Regions from separate parts of the Homo sapiens genome. Here region 2 is linked to region 1. Evidence: chromatin contacts called from ENCODE Hi-C or POLR2A ChIA-PET data. All regions are on one chromosome and are shown on one strand. Each heading gives the region's core, a stretch centred on a gene start or an enhancer-like site at or near the end of the contact. The rest is flanking DNA. Distances are from core to core; before and after follow the strand shown. Region 1 overlaps LOC105372028 (a long non-coding RNA gene). Region 2 has its middle 130 kb from the start of LINC01894.

Region 1 (4,786 bases), core at 1,620-4,119:
AACATACTATTAACTGGATGGCTTAAAACAACAGAAATTCAGTGTCTCACCATTCTGGAGGATAGAAGTCTGAAATCAAGATGTCAGCAAGGCCATGGCTCCCTCTGAAACCTTTAGGGGAGGATCCTTCCTTGTCTGCTCCTAGCTTCTGGTGGTTTGCCAGCAATCTTGTACATTTCTTGGCTTGCAGATGCATGACTCCAATCTCTGTCTTCATCATCCCATGGCATTCTCCCATGAAGCTTTAAGGAATTCTAATGCTTCAAGGGCATGCATGACGTGGCAAAGAAGATTGAGATGGAGACTAGAAAAATAGGGGAAAGCAGGAGAAGATGGGAAGTTGGAAGCCAAAGAAAATTGCCTTCACCTACCATTCTGGACTTCTTTTCTTTTGTGTACACTCTCTTCTTCGGCTATGCTGTGCTCTAATCAGAGGCCAATCACAACTCATCAGGCCCCAACTTCACACGGCCATCTGCTTATAAGGACACCAGTCATATTGATTAAGGGCACACTCTACTCCAATATGACTTCATTTAACTTTAGCAGTTACATCTTGCAATGACCTATTTAGGAATAAGGTCACATTCTTAAGTATCAAGGTTGAGGGTGTCAACATATCTTTTTGGGGGGACTGAACTCAACCCATAAATGAAGTTTTTAAAAATGCTGTCACTAATATTCCATACACAGAGACTGTAATTTAATTGGCCTGGGGTACATCTTGGTCTTCTGAAATTTTTTAAATTCTTTAAGCAATTCTAATATGCTAACAAGTTTTAAAACCAAGTGTCAGGGGTTCATATCAAGGGGTTTTGGCATCAGGCTGCCTGGTATTGAATCATGCCTACAACACTTACAAGATGAGTGACCTTGGGAAATTTGTATAACCTCTCTGTGCCTCAGTTTCCACCATTTAAAATGGAGATAATAATATTTAATAGTACTTGCCCCATAGAGAGGTTATAGGAATTAAATTAGGTTATAAAGGACAGCATTCAGAACTATGCCTGAAATCATATTGTCCCTATTATTACTACAGTTCAGGCATATTTACACCGTACCTTTAAAAGCCTCAATGGTAATATTCAATGAAGACTGTTTAGTCTCTATTTTAGAGATGGAACAAAGAGAACACATAGATATTCAATAATTTACTCAAAAGTCTGTGAGGAGCCCTAGAAAGAAATTCAGGTCTCCTATGTACAGATCACAGCCCAGAACCCCAGGAAGCCAGAGGTTTTCCATCCAGGTCCCAGGGGCCACCATGATGTGGGGTGAGGGTGAAGGATTGGGGTGGAACAGCTCAGTTTTATCTGCTTCACATGTTGATGAACTAAAGGATTTTGTTTGAAAAGGGAGCAGGGCTTCCTATGGCTTAAAAAAAAATTAGAAAGCACTGTGCCTGATTCTGTCACCATAAACCTTCTAAACTGACAGTTTATCCTGGCTTCTGCCTCCTCCCTTTTCCCCATGGAGCAGAAAAGCCCCAGAGAATTTCAGGTGGCTGAGGGCATTCCAAAAGAGGAGGTGAGTGCACATCTCCATGTTCTGTAAGAGGAGAGATGCAGACAAACTTTGTAGCATTTCAAAATGTCTGCCCTCTGCTCATTACTAAAATTTGTATAAGGGGGACCGAGAATTAAGGCCTCCCAAGGCTCCAATCAGAGTTATCTCCACTGAGAAATGCAAGATGAAATGGATGGAGCACTCTCTTACGCTTCTAATCACTGGGAAGTTCAGGAAATTGGAAACGCCCCAGAAACAACATGACATATTAAATACCAGAGCCTGGGTGATCCATCACCATCATCATCACTGTGGTCATTACCATTCACTTCTACTCCACGGACAGCCCGTAAATCAGCTTGTAGAGCTCTTTGGGATAGCTGAGTGAGAAGCACTGAATAAATGTCAGCTGGGATCATTAAAGATACCTTTCACTTTAGACAGATAAATGTTAGTGAGTCCATGGTCAAGGAAGCACCAATAGGGACCTTAGCTATTTCCAGGGGCCCCAAGATACTAATAATGGTTTGCATAGTCAGAAAATTAAGATAGAAAAGGAAAGGCCCTTCTTATCCCACAATATTAAAAATACTCCACAAGCATAAAAACTCATTTACTGTACTTGGCTTGTGAAGGGATATATTTCTTGTTCAGTGAAGTTCCTCCATGATGGTGATCTGAAAATAGGCAGAGAGCCAAATAATTTGTGATATGCCAATGCATCAGGACAAAACTTTGAAACCTTCACTAAGGACATTGGGACCAAGCCAAGGATGCTTATAGGCAAGGCCACTGCCTGTATGCTCCAGTCTACCACCATGAGCCCTCTTGTGTCTTTTTGCTTAGCCTTCTCTTCTCAAGTGTTGGCTCTATGCAGTGTGTCCATTCTGTACATAACAGGCAGCTCTCCAACAGCAGCTCCAGCGAAGGTTGGGTCTAGGGACTATGACTGCTCCTATGGAAGAATGCCCAAGACTTCCCAGCATTGGGACGCTGTGTTTTCTAGATCCGAATTGATGAGTCTCTTTGTTCAGAAAGACAAACTTTCATCTTCTAACATATTCCCTTGTGTGTTTGCATCTGTGTGTTACTTTGGCCTAGGTTATTGGTTTCCATTGAACTAAGTACCAGGCCCACATGGAGGAGGGGACTTTCTTTTTCGTAGGTTTTCTATTGTTCATTGTTTGCTGAGTGCATTCTCTGTACAGTATTGGATGGATCTTCAAGGTCCCTTGAGGCAGAAAGTCCCAAATAAGGAGACAAGTGACTCATACAGAAATTGCTCTGCTGGGAAGAAAAGCCAAGTTGTTCATGGCCTGTACATGAGCCAGGTGGGTGGGAGTATGTTTATGCTAGAACTTCCAAAGACTAACTTCCAGTGAGGCCCTCTGGGGACACGAGGCTCTAGTCAAGTCTGTCTTTGGGGGAATGCTTCTTCCTGCCTAATAGAAGGCAAGGCCACAGGGGGATTCTGGAATTTCCCGTTTAACAATTACATGGATTATATTTGTCACTGGGACACAAACACCTTTTTCAGTGCTATATTTATTTTATGCTTAGAAATGAGATAGAATTAAAAAGGCAAGAATGGAAAAAGTTTAGAATTCAGAAAAGAATGTATCAGCATATTGGGCTCAATTCTGTTCTTCAAGGTTCCTCTGCAGGCAGGATGGGGCTTTAAGACTTAAGAACCATTCTGTCTTTCAAACTGCATTCCAAGAGCCCCCATACAGCCACCACGGACAGCCAACTGGAACCTGAGCTTCAGTGATACAATTGTTTACCCACTGGAAGCAGGGTTGGCAAAACCTAGTGAATTATTTTAGAATATAGGCAATTCCATGATATTGTGTTTACTTTTGACACAAACACAATGCAGGCTGGCATCTTAGTGGGAAGGGAGGATTGGATACTTCTTTTCTTTTTTTCCCTGACTCTCGTTCACATTATCTATTTGTTGTTACTAATTCAGTATAGGTTGGAGTGTGGGAAAAGGGGAGGAAAAAAAGGAATAAGAAAACTCTTCCCTTATGTAAATTAGGACTGCCCTAAGATGGTTTTTTACTCTTTGGGCCAAGCAGATGTTCAAAACTGATTCTTTCTTTCTCATGGGCATTTTTGTGAATTTACCTGAGGCTCCCTTCCCAGGCTTCATCTAGCTGAAACTTCTGTAATTTTAGAAATGTTTCCTCTATTTGCCACTCAATCCTCACCATCATCCCTGAGTTTTCTTGCAATCTACTCTACATAAACTCTTTCCTGTGGGAGTTCCATTATATCTTCCAAATGTCCCTCGATCTTGAAAGACCAAAATGCTGGAAAGAAGAAAAACAGACAGAAGTGAACACTACACTAGTTTCTACTTGCCACCCTCAGGGCATTTGCCAATTTGCTTTGTGGAACATAGATGCTGAACAAAGATCAGCAGCCAAGAGTTTCTAACAGTCTCATTGGCAGGGGAGTTGAAAATTGGTGGATAGGGCTACCAAGGACGCTACAACTTGAGGACTCATGATCTGAAAGAAAAGCTAACTGCAGAGATGGAAAGTGGGTATTATATGTGCAATTTTTCCTTGAGGTATTTTCCAACTTCTAGCTGCACATGTGTGAGGCAAGTTGCCAAGAAAACAAGTAAAAAGCAGCTGCTAAGAAGCTAAAAATCTAAGCAGACAGTTCAGTAGTCTCATGGTGCTGGAAAAAAATTGAAGTTCATAGCCTGCCAAGAAAGAGAATCTCTAATAAACATACCAGGCTCACACTTGAGCTCCTTGAAGGGATAGGCTCTAGGAATAAAGATGAACCTAAAAAAGACCAGTTCTCACAAACCCTCATATTGAATCTGAAATCCAAATCCAATAGATCAAGATAATCTTCCTGTGGTCTATATGCCTGTCAGAAGAAAATTAAATCCTCTCTACAGGCAGACGTCATCCATAGCATCTACAATTTTTTGGCAGGCATTATAATGTCTGCCATTTGGTCACATTTGCCAAGCATGCCAGAATACAAGATCAAATTACCAAAAACAACAGTTTAAAAAAACAGACTTTAGAAACAGGCTCAAAAGCAAATATTTAAGTTCAAATTATTGGACATAAAATTTCAAATAACTATAAATAACATAATCAAAATAGACAAAAAGATGGAAAATTTCATCAAACTACTGAAATCCATTAACATCATCAGAAAATGCAGAGTTTAATAATACAACACTGAAATTAAAAATTCACTTGGATGGCAATTCAGTTGGATTTAAAAGCACATTAGATATAGCAGA
Region 2 (4,786 bases), core at 630-3,129, 98 kb before region 1:
TTGCAAAGTGTTGTCCTATGGTACAGCAACATCAATATCAACTGGTAGCTTGTTGGAAATGCAGAATATTAGGCCCCACTCTAGACCTATGGAATCATAACCTGCATTTAACAAGATCCCCAGGCAATCTGTGTGTACGTTAAAGTTTAAAACGCACAGGTCTAAAGCATTTCAGCTACTGCTCTCCCTCCAAGATGGGATTCCAATAGGCTTGGATTTGAATTCTGGCTTTCCCACTTACTAGGCAATCTTGGTTAAATTATTTAATCTCTGAATCTCAATCTCTTTATCTGGGAATGATGATAACACTACCTACTTTGAAAGGCATGAAATTACCATGAAAAGAAATGAGTGTCATGGTTGGCAGCCCAGACTCTGAAACCCAGCAGTCTGACCGAAACACTGGTTCTGTCACTCGCTAGCTACATAATTTTGGGGCAAGTCATTAACTTCACTGAGCCATGGTTTTCTCATCTGTAAAGAGCAGGTAAAAATAGTACCTATATTATAGGGTTGTCATGGGGTTAATATTACATGTAGACCTCATAAAATAAGCCTGGCACCTAGCATAGATATATGATGATAGGTAGATAGATGGATAGATAGATAGATAGATAGATAGATAGATAGATAGATAGATGTGCTATATAGGCACTGGTTAGTATTATTGTTACAAATGCAGTGCTAGGCATACAACTGGTTTTCAACAAATATCTATTCTCAGTAGTATTGCTTGCCCTCAAAATGGCTTCTTATGCTCATGCTTTTAATCCCAGTGTTCTGGGAGGTCGAGGTGGGAGGATCGCTTGAGGCCAGTAATTCAAGACCAGCCTGGGCAACATAGCAAGACCTCCTTCCTACAAAAAGCTAAAAAATTAATTTAAAAAAATTAAAAACTTTTCTCCAGGTGTGGTGGCACATGCCTGTAGTCCCAGCTACGTGGGAGGCTGAGGCCAGAGGATCCCTTGAGCCCCAGAGTTCAAGGTTACAGTGAGGTATGTTAGTGCCACTGCACTCCAGCCTGGGTGACAGAGCGAGACACTATCTCTAAAACAACAACAACAACAATAATGGCTTATTGTTATAGAAGCAGTTAGATTAAGGAAAATAGATGGAGAGCAATAAATTCAAGATTTAAGTAATTACAGGTTTGTAGTAGTGTTTGCCTTTAACTTCTAATAGAATAATAATGTTTTTTGGCAAAACATATAAGAATACAGTTGACTCACTTGGCTTCACAAGCAAGTTGGAAAATAGGGCAAGTTAATATACACTTTATTAAAAAACAAAAACAAAAACAAAAAAACAAACTCTTCTAAACAAAACAAAAGGGCTTTCCCCTCACCAAATCCTAACCCCTTTTCATCTGAATGAACTTCTTTTTGTCTTGGCAAATTGAATTTCCCTAATGCAATCTCCATTTCTTTAAGCCTGCATTTCTCTGTCTGTATAGGCACTGAGAGAACAATCAAAATCTCGGGAAGGGCAGGGTTGATACTAACTTAGTTTTCTCTTTCTTTCCCCCTTAGCCTCCCATGACCTCCTTCCAGGAATCTTAATTCACACCCGCTCCCTCTAGCTAGTTTCTCAAAACCTCTTCTTGGAAGTCTGGCCGCCCCCTCCTTCCTTGTGACCTGGTTTCTGGCTCCAAGTCTCCCCCTGACCCCTGATCAACCCCTTTCACTTTCACAGCATCATTTCTGAGACTTGAGGTCGCCAAGGACGATAGCTTCCAATTCCACTGCCTTTTACCAGCCTGTGCAACCCTGAAATAATTTGCCTCGAAACCAATTCTTGGAGAGAGAAACCTGGTCAGACAAATGAGGGATTGTATTGTATTTCGTTCTTGCAAGCGAGCGCCCGCGGCAACATCTGTTTGTAGCAACAAGATTGGGATGTTGTTTTGTGCTTCTTCGTTGCCCATTCCGGTCCTTTCCCGGGTGTATTGTCTTCCCCGGAGGGGTCACCTCGCAGGGTTCTCTCAGCAGTCTGGACTTCCATACTAAGAAACTCGTAACTAATTACCACGACTTCAATTCTTAACTTGACCAGCTGTGTCTAAGAAAGGAAACCCTGGTCTCTCCCAGTGCTGCAGGATCTATAATTCATCCTCCGTAAAAAAAGTCAATATTGGAGCAAAAATGACATTTAAAAATCATAAAATAAGTAGTCTGGTATTTACCTAAGATGTTCTTTTCTTCCCTTTGCTTTATAGACCATGTACTGTATTGTTTATTTTCTTTGGGGCACTGTGTGTGTTTGTGAGACAGAAACAGGTAGAGAGATGGTTCTCCTGTTTCCAGTGACTTCTGGATAAGGGACAAAACAAGACCACTGAGAAAAGATAATGGAACAGCACAGGAAGAGCCTCTGCGGACACTCTCCTTGCAATTGTGATCTTGTGAAATGGTTAACTTTAAGGACTGAGCTGTGCAATTTAGCTTTTTTCTTGATTCTAAAATTGAGCTGTAAATTTTTATAGCTTTACAGATTAAAGAAAGATTAAAACCACAAAGCACGCATTAATTACAAACAGCTCACCAGGGGCAAATATATTTGTATCCCTCATCAGGGTGGTGCGAACACTCCAGTTTCTCCTCGAATCAGGGAGGCTTCTTCCCCTCCCCACACAACAGTGGCCCCATCAGAAGACGCTCAACAGACTGGGAATAGGAAAGCAAGAGACAGGCTTCCTTACCGCAGGCAAAGTCGGCTTCAAAGACTCCTCTAGGCCTCTGTGCCAAAAGCCTAGATTGATTCCACCCACCATTCAGAGTAGGGAAAATATTTTTAAAGTCATGACCTCCCTGGTAGGCTCAGACAGCAGATAAACAAAGGAGACTAGACCCTTTCCTCGGTCATAATAGTTAGGCATACCCGGGTTGGCCTCCTATGGAAAAATCTTTATCAATGAGCTGAGAGAGGAAGTGGTCAGAACAGGGAAACATAGGTCAGCAATGCTAAACTGGTTAGGAGATCCCTAAAGAAAGAAAGAAAGAAGAGAAACCGGGATAGATTTAACTGTTGGGCAATTGCAAGGATGTTGGAGAATTCAACATAATTTCCTTTTGTTCAACAAGGATTTGCTGAGCCTTGTGCTAAGCAGATAGCAGGCCAAATTTCACTGTGCTAGAAGCAAGATAGGACTGGTAGGAAGAACAGTACACTTATTCATGTACTCTGAAAACTTTCCGGTCATTTAATATTAACTTTAGGAAGTGTATACCTGTGCATGCCTGTGTGCATGCGTACGTGTGTGTGTGTGTGTGTGTAGCCCTTTGCTAAGTAAAAATATATAATAGCAAAACTCCAGGCCCTATTGCCATAATGGGCGATTTAACAGTACGGCATGGGAAATAATCAAATAATAACTCTCAGTGTGTTCATTCAAGTGACCAAATGAAAGATGGGGGAGATTATAGAACACAACAAAATACTGAGATTTTATTCTATCATATTAACTTATTACTTATTTATTTTGAATAATTTATTAAAAGATGGATAATATATGGACAACCTTAGAGATTTTAAATATGGATTTGGAACCTCAGCCTCATAGGGTAGTTGTGAGATACACACAAGAAGCACTCAGGAAATTCTCGGCACTATGACTCTCTCAATAAAGTTAAAACTCTCCATATGGCTCACCCAGAAAATACTCTTCAAGTTCAGTCTGTGGGAAGCTAAAACCACTGGAATAAGCAGCATCCTCTCTTTCCCCACACATTTGACAACAAACTAGTTATCACTAAAGATTTTAAATATACTGAAGGGAAAAACAAAATTGAGAATGTTCTATTTATGAATCTGACTGTATTTATTAATTTTGAAGCACAAAATGTAGCTCATCAGGCTCCGTTGTTCTCCAAAACTTAATAAGAGTAGTTAAAATTTATTGTGTGCTTATGAAATGCCGGGTAGTATGGTAAGCCCTGTACATGCATGATGTTAATTAATCCTCAAATCCCTTATGAGGAAGATTCTATTTCCATCCCCATTTTACAGATGCTGAGACTGAGGTTAAGTTAAATCCCCAAGGTTACATCGCTAGTCAGTGGCGGAGCTCAAATTCTAACTCCGACTTTGGGCCTGGAGCCCTTAACTGCTAAGCCTGCTGCCTTTCCAAACAGTCTGAGAACCATTGCCCAAAAGTGAATTAATTCTAGTGAGGGAAAGGAGAATTTATTCAGGTAACATTCACCCTGAAAGTTACCCTTTTTTTTTTTTTTTGCCAAAATACAGGGTGATTCATTTTTAGCTAAGATCTTAAACCAGACATCTTTCCTCCTGCATATCTTATCTCATCATAGCCTCACAGCAACCCTCTGAAGGAATTATTACCCCCATTTTGCAGATGAGGAAATTGTCCAAATGATTTGTCTAAGGTTACATGGCCAGTAAACGGTAGAGCCAGGATTTGCTACTTGGCCAATGTGAAGTGAATGCCACATGTAACTCCACCAAAACTGATGGTGCCAACAGCATTGATGCTTCTGTCCCCTCAGGCTTCCAGCTGGCTTCAGCTAATGAGGAACAGAATCCTAGGAGAGAGGAGAACGAGGTTGGGCTCTCTCCCTGTACGTCTGTTTCTTGGTTTGGTTCCTTGATCAAATGTTACTGCTCCCCTCAAGGTGGCCTGGTCTATACTTCAGGTTCCCATAACCATTCCCTCTGCTGATCCCTTTGGGGGAGTAGTCACGGCCAGGCTACTCCTCGCCCCAGGTGACTGTACTCATCTCCACGTTACTATAGGATCCCTGACACCAGTAGTCCCAACCCTACTGCT

The links. Hi-C counts contacts between places; a loop is a spot of excess contacts on that map. ChIA-PET counts read pairs that join two places held with the same protein, here RNA polymerase II (POLR2A).
Region 2: a loop to region 1 is called in a map of IMR-90, with 2.0 times the contacts of the local background. The contact joins two enhancer-like sites. A Hi-C loop is called at or near these places in 1 of 168 maps with a recorded cell type or tissue (IMR-90). POLR2A ChIA-PET finds 5 or more read pairs at or near these places in 2 of 52 experiments (AG04449 and PC-3).

The regions. Positions count from the first base shown.
Region 1 is chr18:24,761,999-24,766,784 of GRCh38, reverse strand. It overlaps LOC105372028 (a long non-coding RNA gene), which reads right to left. Exons shown (of 3, transcript NR_134604.1): 3 at 140-304. Among named protein-coding and RNA genes, the nearest start is that of LINC01915, 140 kb to the right of the region's middle. Within about 2 kb of position 2,869, at least 3 of the 41 ENCODE cell types and tissues checked have a DNase peak (open chromatin) inside an H3K27ac peak, as active enhancers do.
Region 2 is chr18:24,859,489-24,864,274 of GRCh38, reverse strand. No RefSeq gene overlaps it. Among named protein-coding and RNA genes, the nearest start is that of LINC01894, 130 kb to the left of the region's middle. RefSeq lists an enhancer at 1,239-1,740. Within about 2 kb of position 1,879, at least 2 of the 41 ENCODE cell types and tissues checked have a DNase peak (open chromatin) inside an H3K27ac peak, as active enhancers do.